2 separate regions of the Homo sapiens genome follow, and region 2 is linked to region 1. The links are chromatin contacts, found by Hi-C or POLR2A ChIA-PET in ENCODE. All regions are on one chromosome and are shown on one strand. Each heading gives the region's core, a stretch centred on a gene start or an enhancer-like site at or near the end of the contact. The rest is flanking DNA. Distances are from core to core; before and after follow the strand shown. Region 1 has its middle 18 kb from the start of LINC01213. Region 2 overlaps TSC22D2 (TSC22 domain family member 2).

Region 1 (5,861 bases), core at 359-2,858:
CCCAAATGGGGACAGCGCTTGGAAAATCTCTTAGGGAAAGAGAGACAGGGTAGAGGCCGTGCGATCTTGGTGCTGGAGCTGTTAGGCAAGCGCAATGTTCAGGAAGCAGGGTTTCAGCTGGAGAGCTAGGAGACTCTCCTGCCCAGGAGGAGTGGCCTATGGAGGGCTTAATCCGCAAACTACCTTCTGTGGATTAACACTGTGCTCTCCAGGTAACAACGCCTTATCCCAGTTAAGAAGACTCCTCACCGAGTGACTCTTTGGGTGAGAACTGCAGTCACATGCTGTAAGAGAGTCATTTTGAGGTATGTTTTTTTTTGGTAGGATCCCTCAAATTATATTGAAAATACAGCATCAGTTTGCATTTGCATGTGATTTTCAGAGCACTTTCACATGTATCAGACTAGCTGACCCTCCTAACAGCCCAGTGAAGACAGATGAGGGTGAGTATTTTTGTCTTCATTTTACAGATGAGAAAATTGGACTCAGGAAGGTGAAGTGTCCTGCTCAAAGGTCACCATACTGGGTGGCGGTGGAGGAATTCACTCTCAGAGCTTCTGATACTCTGTCATTCAGCGCTGCTTCCTAGGCCAGCATTTCTAAACGCTCTCCTTCCATTCATTATAAAAGGAGCACCTTAGTAGCAGGAGCATATCTGGTTCATTCTGGCATCGCCAGTGCTGGCGTATTCTGGATGCTTCATGTCTGTTTGTTAAGCAAATGAATTTTTAAATCCCCCCAGAGGACTTGGGAAGCCGTGAGGCAGCCGCTATCAACTCTTCTTTCTTGTTTTTCTTCCCAAGTACACTTGCACACAACACACACCAACACAGATGCACACACACACACACTACACACACACACACACTGTCTCACACATTCTCTCTCTCACACACACTCACACACATAGTCACTCTGCCCATCTCTCTGTCACACACACATTCCCCATCTCTTTCTCTCTCTCACACACACGCTCTCCCCATCTCTCTGTGTCTGTCTTACACACACTGTCCCCATCTCTTTCTCACACACACATACACACACACGCACTCTCCCCATCTGTCTCTCACACACACGCACTCTCCCCATCTCTCTCTCTCTCACACACACACACACTCCTATCTCTCTCACACACAATCTCCCATCTCTCTCGGACACACAGGCACTCTCCCCATCTCTCTCTCTCACACACATACACAGACACTCCCATCTCACACACACACACACACACACACACACACACACACACACACTTTCTCCGTCCCTCTCGCCCCCGCTCCCTGGACCCTGAAGGCTGCACTCTTGATGCTTCTTGAAAATCCTCACGCAAGGGAACACCTGAGAAACCTAAGGAACGACAGGGGTCAGAGGAGCCCTAACATGTATGAGGAGACCCGAAATGCTCCCTGGGGCCGGCTTCTGAGTTAGAGGGAGAATCTTTACTGACTGCTGGCAGCGTTGGGATTGTCCCTCTCGCTGTCCCCGGATTTGTTCTCCCCAGGCCGGGGCCCGCTGGAAGAGACTGCCGTTCAGCGGGTGTGCAGTGACCGCAGAGAGCCACAAGAGGGAGCCAGTGCCGCGGGGAGCCGCCGGCCGCCGAGACCCCGGGGCTCAACTGAACCCACAAAAGAAATCTGGGCTGAGAGCCCGAGTGCACAACCAGGAGGCTTCGGGAGCAGGACAGACAGAGAGCATGAGGAAAACCAGAAATATGGAGTAAAACAGAGGGGAGACCAAATTTTAATTAACTTTAATATTAAAAAATAAATGGGTGGAGGACTTTCCTCGTTTACACTGCTCCGATTTGGGGGGGAACAAGCATATGTTTTTTTCATAATTAAGAATGAATAAACATATATTTTAAACAAACTGGAAAAAACAAACAAGGAGCGAGCAAAGAAGTAGGAAAATCTTGACGTTTCCCTGGAGTTCTGGGAAGAGGCAGCGCATTCCCAGCCTTGCCTTTGCGGTGGGGCCCTGCCCCCATTGTTCCTTCTTTACTGTTTCTCCTAAGAATTTTGCAGGCCTGCTGAGGGTTGAGCACACTACCTTTAGCTTGAAATGGAATAGAAGTGAATTAATAGCAGGGAATGTCGATGTTTTGTGATGACTCTTGGCTGACACCATTAAGATACCATTTTTACTCCCTTATGAAGATAATCCCTTAAGTGACTGATGCCATTAATGAACCATAAGCTTCATTGTTAGAACTTCATGAGAAACAATAGTAAAACTGATTTAGTTGCCTCTTGGAAGCCTCTATTGAGAGAACTTGTTTTGTGTATCTGAGGAGGCACAGCTATAAAGCAATGAGAATGTTTTTAATTAAGCATCTTAGTTCTCATAAATCTAATTGACACTTTTCCTACAAACCACGGGGACCAACAGGACTCTTATAAGCAAACCCAAAGCATTTGGCTGAGGAAATTTGCCCCCAGAGTCCATTTAGGAAAAAAAATAATAATAATAATAAATCAATTTATGTCATGCCTCTTCGGGATTCCAAATGTTATTAGCTATATTAAAATGTGTTTTATTCATTTGAATTTAGCTGTGAGTGATGCAAAGCTCTTCTAGAAATTAATCCACCCTCAGAAGATGAAGACTCCCCACCTCCATTGGAGGCTGTGGTGCCAGGAGAAGCAGTGAGGGACAAACGGCAAATGGCCTTGGCGTTAGGGGCTGGAGCTGTCCTTTTGGTGGGAGAAGAGGTTGAACGCCCCAGCTGCCTGTTGGATGCCCTCTTAGCTACCCTGGGCCCAGGCAGCTGATGTGGTTAGAGATGCCTGGGGCAGCCTGGGGAAGTGAAACTTTTATACCTTCCCATTCCTTCCCAACATTTTGCATATCATAATTACATAGAAAAGGCCACTATTTGTGTAAAAAGCTAGAACTGAAAGATATTTGGAGGCATCTGTAGGGGAGTTGGAGAAAATTTTCATTATATTTTCCTATATAATGGTGACTATTGAATTTGTATGAAACTTCCAAAGAAAATCTTCTAACACTTTTAATGAGAAGCTTGAGTTTGCTTCCATGGACATAATTTGTATGTCACCATCACTGACTTTGTATCAGAAGGGGATATGAATTTTAAGACAAGTTTTACAACTGTAAAACTGTAACGATTTGTAACAATTCCTCAAGACCCTTAAATGATAAGTTCTTCAAAGTTTTGATAGTCACCATCACTGACTTTGTATCGGAAGGGGATACGAATTTTAAGACCAGTTTTACAACCATTCAAAAAGTTACATTTGAAATTGTAACAAAAGAGAATTCAACTTTTCTTCTTGTTTCATTGACAAAGGGAATGTTGACATTTCCTGTGATAAGGGAACGGATTTTGAATCCAATGGAATATTTTCAGGTTAAGCATTTCAAAATAAGGGACTCTAATTTGCAGAAAGAGCATGTACCATCAGAGTGCTTGCCTTGCAGCAAATAGCCAGAAGTATCCCAGGAATACAAGACAGAGATTAGGAAGCCTGGACGTTTTCTGTCCCCTCATTCTTTGTTGGTCACACCTTGGGTCCCTGGTGCCAGACTCCTCTGGCAACTGCCTAGATCCCTGATCTAGACAGGCAGTACTGTACTCTACAGCTATGAAGCTGCTCAGGTTGAGGGTTGGGGGACACCTCCTTCACTGCCTTTAACTCACCAGTATGCAACAACCAACTCCAGCATGTAATGCCCCAGGCTTTCGAATTTGGAAATCAGGGTATTGGGGGTACACTAGTAATCTATTGGAACACCCCATGTGTACTGCTGCATACAGTCTATAGCTGGGAAACTCTCTTCTAGTTTAGGCCCAAGGAGTCTTCTCCACTCACACACACTCAACTAGCTCCTCAGGGAGTAGAGCAGAAGGTGATCTGAAGCCACAGCTCCATAGGTATCAGATGCCCTCCACTGACTTTGTACCTGGGGCCACACTCTCTCGGAGCTCACTGGGGTTAGCCGCAGCTACAGAAAGTGGATGTCTTAGGCCAGGTGTGGTGGCTTATGCCTGTAACCCCAGCTCTTTGGCAGGCTGAGGCAGGGGGATCACTTGAGGTCAGGAGTTTGAGAGCAGCCTGGCCAACATGGTGAAACCCTGTCTCTTCTTCAAATACAAAAATCAGCTGGATTTAGTGGTGTGTGCCTGTAATCCCAGCTACTCGGGAGGCTGAGGCAGGAGAATCGCTTGAACCCAGTGGGTGGAAGGCTGCAGTGAGCCGAGATCATGCCACTGCACTCCAGCCTGGGCAACAGAGTGAGACTCCATCAAAAAAAAAAAAAAAAAAAAAAGGAAAAGAGAGAGAGAAAGAGAAAGAAAGAAAGGAAGGAAGGAAGGAAGAAACAGAAAGAAAGAAAGAGAAAGAAAGAAAGAAAAAAGAAAGATGTCTTAGCGTTCCTGTTTTACAGTATCTGTTGCTATTGAATTGTTGCCAACGCCCTCTTTGCTACTTACACTGGAATATCTAAGAGTCGTTCTAGTTGTGGTTGGAACAATAGTGTTACTAGAATAAATGTACTCTCAGCCAAGGTGACCACTTTGAAAGGAATGACACTCATGTGGATTTTAAAGCTCTCACATTGAAATAACCTGCATCTTTCCATCCTTATGTGTTCCTCTATATTTGCAGGTGGAGAATTCTGCAGAATTTCAGAAGCACTGGCTTAGTGTGTTGGTGAGTCAGCATGAAATTCGTTTTGTGAGTGGGCTGCTTCCATGTTCAATCAGCTGTAGCTTCATACCTCTCATTTGTTTATAAACCCCTACTGTGTAAATATTACCCCAGAATTTAGCATCTCAAAATTAGCAGATATTTACCATCTCATAGTTTCTATGGGTCAGGAATCAAGTGTGACCCAGCTGGGTGTCTCTGGCTTAAGAACTCTCAAGAGATTGCAGTCAAGCTGTGGTCAGTGGGGCTGCTGTCTCATCTGAAGACTTGATTGGGGGAGGACTGTCTTCTAGGCTCACTCCTGTGGCTGTTGGTAGGATTTAGTTCCTTGTGGGCTGTTGGACTGGGGACCTCAGGCCCTGGCTGGCTTTGGCCGGAGCCTTCCCTTAGTCTCTTCCCACAGGAGTCTTTCCATAGGGCAGCTTATCACATGGCAGCTGGCTTCCCTCAGAGTGAGCAAGTAAGAGAGAAGAAAAAGTCCCCAAGGTGAAAGCTGCTACATGTGTAACTTAATCTTTTGTGTGATATCTCATTACTTCTCTCACACTCCGTTTCTTACAAACAGGCTGGTAAGTTCAGACCATATTCAAAGGGAGGAGATTCCCCAAGGGCATGAATGTAAGAAGGCGACGGTCACTGCTAGCCATCACAGAAGCCACCTCCCCACCTCCCCAAACACCTGCACTTGTTCCCTTTCTCTGAGGCTGTATCTGGATCCTGAGCTGGTTTCCCCATCCCTCTAGGAGAGGATCATTGCTTGATTCTTGCTAGCATCTCCTTCATATTTGCTCAGTCACTCCTCCATTAAACACGTCTACATTGAGGCCTACTATGCCAGATTCCATGCTGGGCACTGGGAAATCAGCAGAAAACAGGCACCATCTGTATGCACAGAGGTTCTTTCCTTCTGCCCTCTTTCCTGGAACCCTGTGGCTACTGTAATCCTCCTAGAGGACAGCTAGTGCCTGGGTAACCCACAGGATTGCCAGGGCAGAAACACTGTGCCTCTGTCTGTGGCCTCCCTCCTGTGGCCTCTTGCTGGGCCTCCTCCCAATACTGCCTCCCTCATGGGCATGTGCTTCCCCACCAGCCTGACCACCACCCTCTCTTCAGCAGTGAAACCCTGTTTCTCCATCCTGAGAGTCTCCAGTTTAGCACATCCCACTGTCTTCTAAGTGACGGACCCGTTCC
Region 2 (6,229 bases), core at 2,017-4,516, 200 kb before region 1:
CAAAATCCAGCAGACTTCAACAATAATTCAGGATCACAGTTATAAAATAAAGAGGTAAGGCAGATGAAACTAAATACTAAGTAGCATCCAATTTTGTGTGCGTGCATATAAATGTGACAAATTCATAGCCTAATCAACACTCTTCTATATCAAATGCCTTTACAAATATCTATCTTGTTTAGCAGTTTAACAAGGCTGTTCTTAGGTATTCATATAAACTAAGTTAAGCTATATCTTCACAATATAAAAACTTTTCTTAGGCTCTGTTAAAAGTAGCAAAGGTTTGATTAACAATGAAGAATTCTTTCCTGGGTTGGACTTGACACATTTCCACCTTCAAAATCCATTTATTTATATGTGTTTTTTCCTCGTCTAGGGCAAAAAATGGCGCTGCAATTGTTTGGCAGCTTTCTGATTCTAGCATTGGTACAATGTTACTTTAGGGGTAAAAGCCTATTTATCATAATTATCTTTCATTTCTACCATTCCCTAGGGCTTTCACCATAGACTCTTAACTGATGGGCTCTTCTGGACTATCTCCCAGTAAGTATGATTCACCTCAAATCTAGGGACTGGTTCCACGGGGATTTAAACTTTTGACAAACCTGTTCCCTCCTCCTCAGCAACTTCCATAGTCTCCCCCACCTTCAACCTGTACATCTGGAAGCCAAAAAAACTTTGCCACATAACTTTTAAAATTCTTAGCCCATGCTGTAGCAGAACAGCAGCAGTTAAGAATGTGTTTATTAGGTACCACACACTATTCTAAGTGCTTTACACTCATTAACTAAATTCTGACAACAGCCCTAAGAGGTAGGCACCATTATTACTCCCATCTCATAGAGGAGAAAACTGGGTCAGATAGAAGTAACTTGCCTTACATCACTGAGCTAGTAGGTGGCAATCTAGTTCCAGAGTTTATGCTCTTAAACCACTACACTAAACACATAGCAGTGTTAAAGTTTGACCTCTTTAAAAGTCTGTCTCTTTATCTGTTAACTGGTTACATTACTACCTAGCTTTGCAGGCTAAAGAACTGAGACTAAATGTAAAGTTCCTGGCATACAGTGAATCATCAATAGCATTATTTTAATCTACAAAATGAGGTTTAGATACAACATGGCAATTCTGGGGTCCTATTAAGAGCCTTAAAGTCTGTGCAGAATTATTAGTACAATAAAAAAAAAAGACTTCCAAGATGCCAGAGAATCACCAAAGTAACTGTTTGATTAATTAGGAGACTAATACGTGTATTTCTCATTGCTTGCCCTACTTCAACTCCTTTCTATTCTTTTAATCCTTTTTCCACTTTTCTCCTAACTAGGTCTAAGGCAATCAAAGGCACTGATTAGACCTGCTAATAACAAGAAAAGCTTAAGAGGCTTCTACCTACTGTTTATTTAACGGCTTACATCCTCTTAAGATGTATTTGTCAGGCCACTTTTTTCGCTGTACTTAGAAGTCAGTCTGCCAAATCAAATGAAAACTAACTGAACCAATTGAACATTCAATCTGGTTTTTTTTTTGGTTGTTGTTTTTGTTTTATAAAAAAACAGGCTTGCCCAGGAACATATGGGAACTAGTTTGCTATCCTCAAAGGTCTGTTTGGAGACCTCCAGTTTAAATGGAGTGACTCAAAGAGGAAGGTAGTATATACAAAAGAATAAGAAAGAGTATCTTGGAAGTTATTCTGCAAGTCTACAATTCAAAATTCATTAAAGAGTACTCACAATATATTTATAAGGATGATATTCTTTAAAAGAACTTTATTATTTATTTATTTTTTGGAGACAGAGTTTCACTCTTGTCGCTCAGGCTGGAGTGCAATGGCACAATCGCGGCTCACTGCAACCTCTGCCTCCTGGGTTCAAATGATCCTCCCGCCTCAGCCTCCCGAGTAGCGGGGATTACAGGCTCCCACCACCACGCGCAGCTAATTTTTGGTATTTTTAGTAGAGATGGGGTTTCACCACGTTGGCCAGGCTGGCCTCAAACTCCTGACCTCAGGTGATCTGCCCGCCTCGGCCTCCCAAAGTGCTGGGATTACAGGCATGAGCCACCACACCTGGCATCTTTAAAAGACCTTTAGATCCTCTGACTTTGGAAATACAAATATTTAATTTGAATCAAATTCATATTCCAGGTAAATTGGTTCCAAATGAAGTCATATGACTTGTTATAAAATTCCAGCAGTTTTACAGAATAGTGCAATATCTCTTAAGTCAAATGTAAAGGTGAAAAACGAACATATTTGTAGTTAGTAGTAAATACTGGGATGTGGAAAGAACCTGTGAAATAAAATACTGTATAAATGGACCTAAAGTTTTCAGCACATATTAGAATACACTTAATTTGCAAAAGCTAACAATTAACAATCACTCTTTCTACATACATTCAAAGTGAAGAAGCCACAGTACATGGTTTTCTATAGTACACAGTTACACAATCTATGTACTACATAAAACTTTAAACAGTCTAGATTTTAAGGGTAAAAATTTAGATAGTCTTATAAGCTATGAAATTTTGTTTCTGGGATACTATAACTGGGATGTTATCCATAAACTGAGGGGTTTGTAGCAAACAGCAACAATAATTAGTCTCCAAACACTGACTAACAGATTAAAGGAGTCAAGTCTGTGAAATCACTGATCAAGGAAGTAGAAGGGAAAAGAGCCATCTGTAAAGATTGAAAGGCTTGATCATCAGAGAGACTTCTATTTTGGAATGGCATAAAATTGAGGAGATTAAGAGCCCAAGGAAAAGGCTGTTAATGGGATCATTTCAAGGTTACAGTCCATGAAACCTGAAAGCATGAAGAGGCAACTGAAATTAAAAATTTTATTAGAAGGAAATACTGACTTTTTATGCAGCTGTGGTCACAAATTCTCTTCCACTCAAGAAATAAAATTTGAAACCAGCTTTTTAACAGTTTATTTGATATTAATATAAACTACCATTCTAAATATAGAGCCAACGAAGCAATTCTAGGAAGACTGAGATGTGGTTTACACTGTACTTCAGCCACCTAAACAAAAATGCTGTTTTCCTATTTGTAAATATTCTTTAACATCACTGAACAAAATACATTCTTTTCTCTCTGACTTTATATACTCAATAGTCCATCACATTAATTTCCAAGTATGTGAAAATACTACATCAGAAAATGACTCAAAGCATGTGGCATGTCTACCTGTTTTTGCAAGACACTATCTTTGTAGGGTAACTAAGTACAACAGGGAGAAAAAAACAAACATTCCATACCTCAAAACTAAGCTACAAAAATTGTCAAAGCTTAAAGCATAAGGTACTTGAGCACTCAACAAACACCTCTTTCTCTTAATCTATGCCAAAATTCGACTTCAGAGATCTCTAAATAGAAACCAGGGACATACAATATGAAGAACATCAACAAGCACCATCTCCAGTATTATTATCTGGGGAATTTAAATGATTAAAAAAATCCTTTAGGTAAAGGGTTACAATACAACAAATCAGTGGCTATGGTAGTTCTTCCTTCTTCCTAACTTATTGTGTGCCAAGTAATAAAACAAACTTCTAACTCTGGGAATATTCAAAAGCACTGGCTTTAGGTTAAAGGTCTGAATATGAGTCTAGGCTTTGTCACCCAATACCTAGGTGACTCAAATTTTAAGAGTCTCAGTTTCCTTAATCCATAAGAAAGGGGGAAGGGAAGAAACCACTTTCTTACAAATTGTTGGAAAGATCAAATGAAAGTCTATATACATAGGACCTGACACAAGTAAGCTTGCTTTGTGTTTAATATAAGGTTAGTTTCCAAATTATGCTACCTATAAATCAAATTTTGGTAGAGTATCTCAACATGTACCAAATGTTCTGACATTATCAAGGTAATATTGAGGGAAACAGAATACTTAAACTTAGAGCCAGGGGTACCAAAATATTTAGCACATTTCATTAGGTAAGAATTCTGATTTTTGGGACTCAGCGCTCTGAAGGTATTCCCTTAACACAGCTTTATCATAAGATTATAATTTAAAATGCAATAATCACTAAAAGGATACTGAAATCGTTTCAAGATATATATTATTTTAACAATAAAAGCTTCCAGAAATACCTTTAACAGCAACTTACTATAAAAATCGAAATTTCTTACCATGACATTTAAAGTCCTTCACTCTGGTTCTTGTCAAATTAACAATACCATTTTCCAAATGATAGATTCTCACTCTTTCACATCATTATACAAACTGCCTTTTACCTCTGCTTGGAAAACTATCCCCTTCTCTTCTTAGTGACTTAATCTGAATGACCATTTTAAGATTTAGTTCAAGAGTTAGCCTCAAAAGAATGTACAAGTAATAATGGGTTACTTCTAAGGACAAACAGGGTGGCTGGAGGACAGAGGTAGCAGAGAGGCTTTCGATTTTACTCTTTTATATATTTTGAGTTTTGAACTATATAAATACCTATGCAGAGAATAATTTTTAAATAGAAGTCAGTCTACTACCCTCCCAATCCCAATCTGATCTGATGTCTCAAATTGTTCCCATTAGCACCTTATATTACTCCATCACCACCTCCAATGTATGTCAAAGTATACATCTGATCATCATTTTCATGATGATGAAAATGCCTGAGATCTAGGAGGGCAGCATAGTCTCATATTTGTATTCCAGTGCTCACTACTCACAGAGCATCATGAAAGCTGAATGACTGATAAGCTGTTTTAAATGTTTTCTTGGGCAATCAACCTACTTAATGAGTATTTACAAACTTCATTTATTGCCACACAATAGTCAAGTGGCAGGAAAGGGGTAAAAAGAAGAAAGTTTAAGTTTGCAGTTCTCTCATGAAGCACACTTGAATGTATGGTCTCATATACATAAGGCTAGAAGGAATCTTAAAATTTGACAAAGTCTCAAAAAAGAAAAACAGACAAGTGAAATGACTTGACCAAAGAAACCAGCTAAATGATAGAAGAGCCAGGACTGGAACACAATTCCCTATACTTCTTACAACATCATGACTCGTCTAGACTAAAACATCATCTCCTTTTTTCTGACTACATCCATACCATACAATTACGCTTTCATATTAAAATGGAAGATTCTTGGTATGATTTATAACATGTAAAGGGGTGATCTGGGAGAGCAGTTTGGACACTGAAATATTAACATTTCTGTGATACACGTTTGCCACATATATTATGTTACAGACTGTTCAAATTACTTGCACACATCATTTAATTCCTTAAAACTCTCCCAGGTAGGTACAATCCCCATTTTTCATAAGAGGAAACAAGGCATCTACACCAACTAGCTCAAAGTCAAATGTAGCAGTTAGATTTTAGCCCGGGTATGTCTGACTCTACTGTCTCTGTAATGGTCATTCACATATGTTAACACATAATTAAACACGCTATTGGTTTTATTTGATCAAAACAGCTCCTCCCTCCTTTGTTTTGTCTTCAAAGACTAGGTAGACGGTATGCCAAGCAAAGATTTGTTTTGCTTTAACATATAAAACCACTTGATAAAAACTAAATACTAACTCTACTTTAGAAACTAGAGGCTTTACACTTACCTTTGGGAATCCTTTATTCAGATTAAATTATATACTTGTGTAATAAGATGAACAGCCTAAAACTAACATTTAAAACTATGCCATCATTATTTACAATAATTGACACATTAATCACAAACTCCATCTTCTACAAAGCAATATTCTTTAGACAAATTTTAGGAAAGGCTTATGGGAAAAGAAGCTTTAAGTAATTTAACATTTAGACTTTACTTATTTGTCCTGCCTACCCTAATAATAGGTATATGTCCCAGGCAAACACTAATAAAATTAACTCAGTTACCTGCAGAACTTTCACTAACATCACAAATAAATGTACTACTTAAAAGGATGGAAGCACTTTTTCTTTTTAAACAAAAATTAGCTTGGGTACAAAGGAATCAAACTAAATACTAAATACTAATTATTTAAGTCTGATTTGAGGCTTTAAATTTGAGATAAGCAATCCAGATGAAATTTAATTCACCTGATTTAAGAGCAGAAATCATGCAATACTTTCATACAGGAAACAATCCATCAATATACCTTTAATATTATTAAACCAAATCTGAAGAGTATACCTCAAAGTATACTTCCTAAAGTCATGGAATAATGTATAGGAATGGTGCAAACTGGCTACTGTTCCTACCTTTTTATGAGGGACACCCAGTTTTTGCCCTAAGCAATG

The links. A loop is a pair of places that touch in the nucleus more often than their neighbours do. ChIA-PET counts read pairs that join two places held with the same protein, here RNA polymerase II (POLR2A). Pooled maps may share reads with other maps.
Region 2: a map of lower leg skin shows a loop between it and region 1 (3-fold over the local background). The contact joins two enhancer-like sites. A Hi-C loop is called at or near these places in 33 of 168 maps with a recorded cell type or tissue (A673, Caco-2, GM12878 and 20 more), 9 of 37 single-sample maps with no recorded cell type and 17 of 50 pooled maps. POLR2A ChIA-PET finds 5 or more read pairs at or near these places in 6 of 52 experiments (AG04449, BJ, IMR-90 and 3 more).

The regions. Positions count from the first base shown.
Region 1 is chr3:150,217,143-150,223,003 of GRCh38, reverse strand. No RefSeq gene overlaps it. Among named protein-coding and RNA genes, the nearest start is that of LINC01213, 18 kb to the left of the region's middle. Within about 2 kb of position 1,608, at least 2 of the 41 ENCODE cell types and tissues checked have a DNase peak (open chromatin) inside an H3K27ac peak, as active enhancers do.
Region 2 is chr3:150,416,642-150,422,870 of GRCh38, reverse strand. The region is part of intron 1 of TSC22D2 (TSC22 domain family member 2); the gene reads right to left. Among named protein-coding and RNA genes, the nearest start is that of TSC22D2, 11 kb to the right of the region's middle. Within about 2 kb of position 3,266, at least 2 of the 41 ENCODE cell types and tissues checked have a DNase peak (open chromatin) inside an H3K27ac peak, as active enhancers do.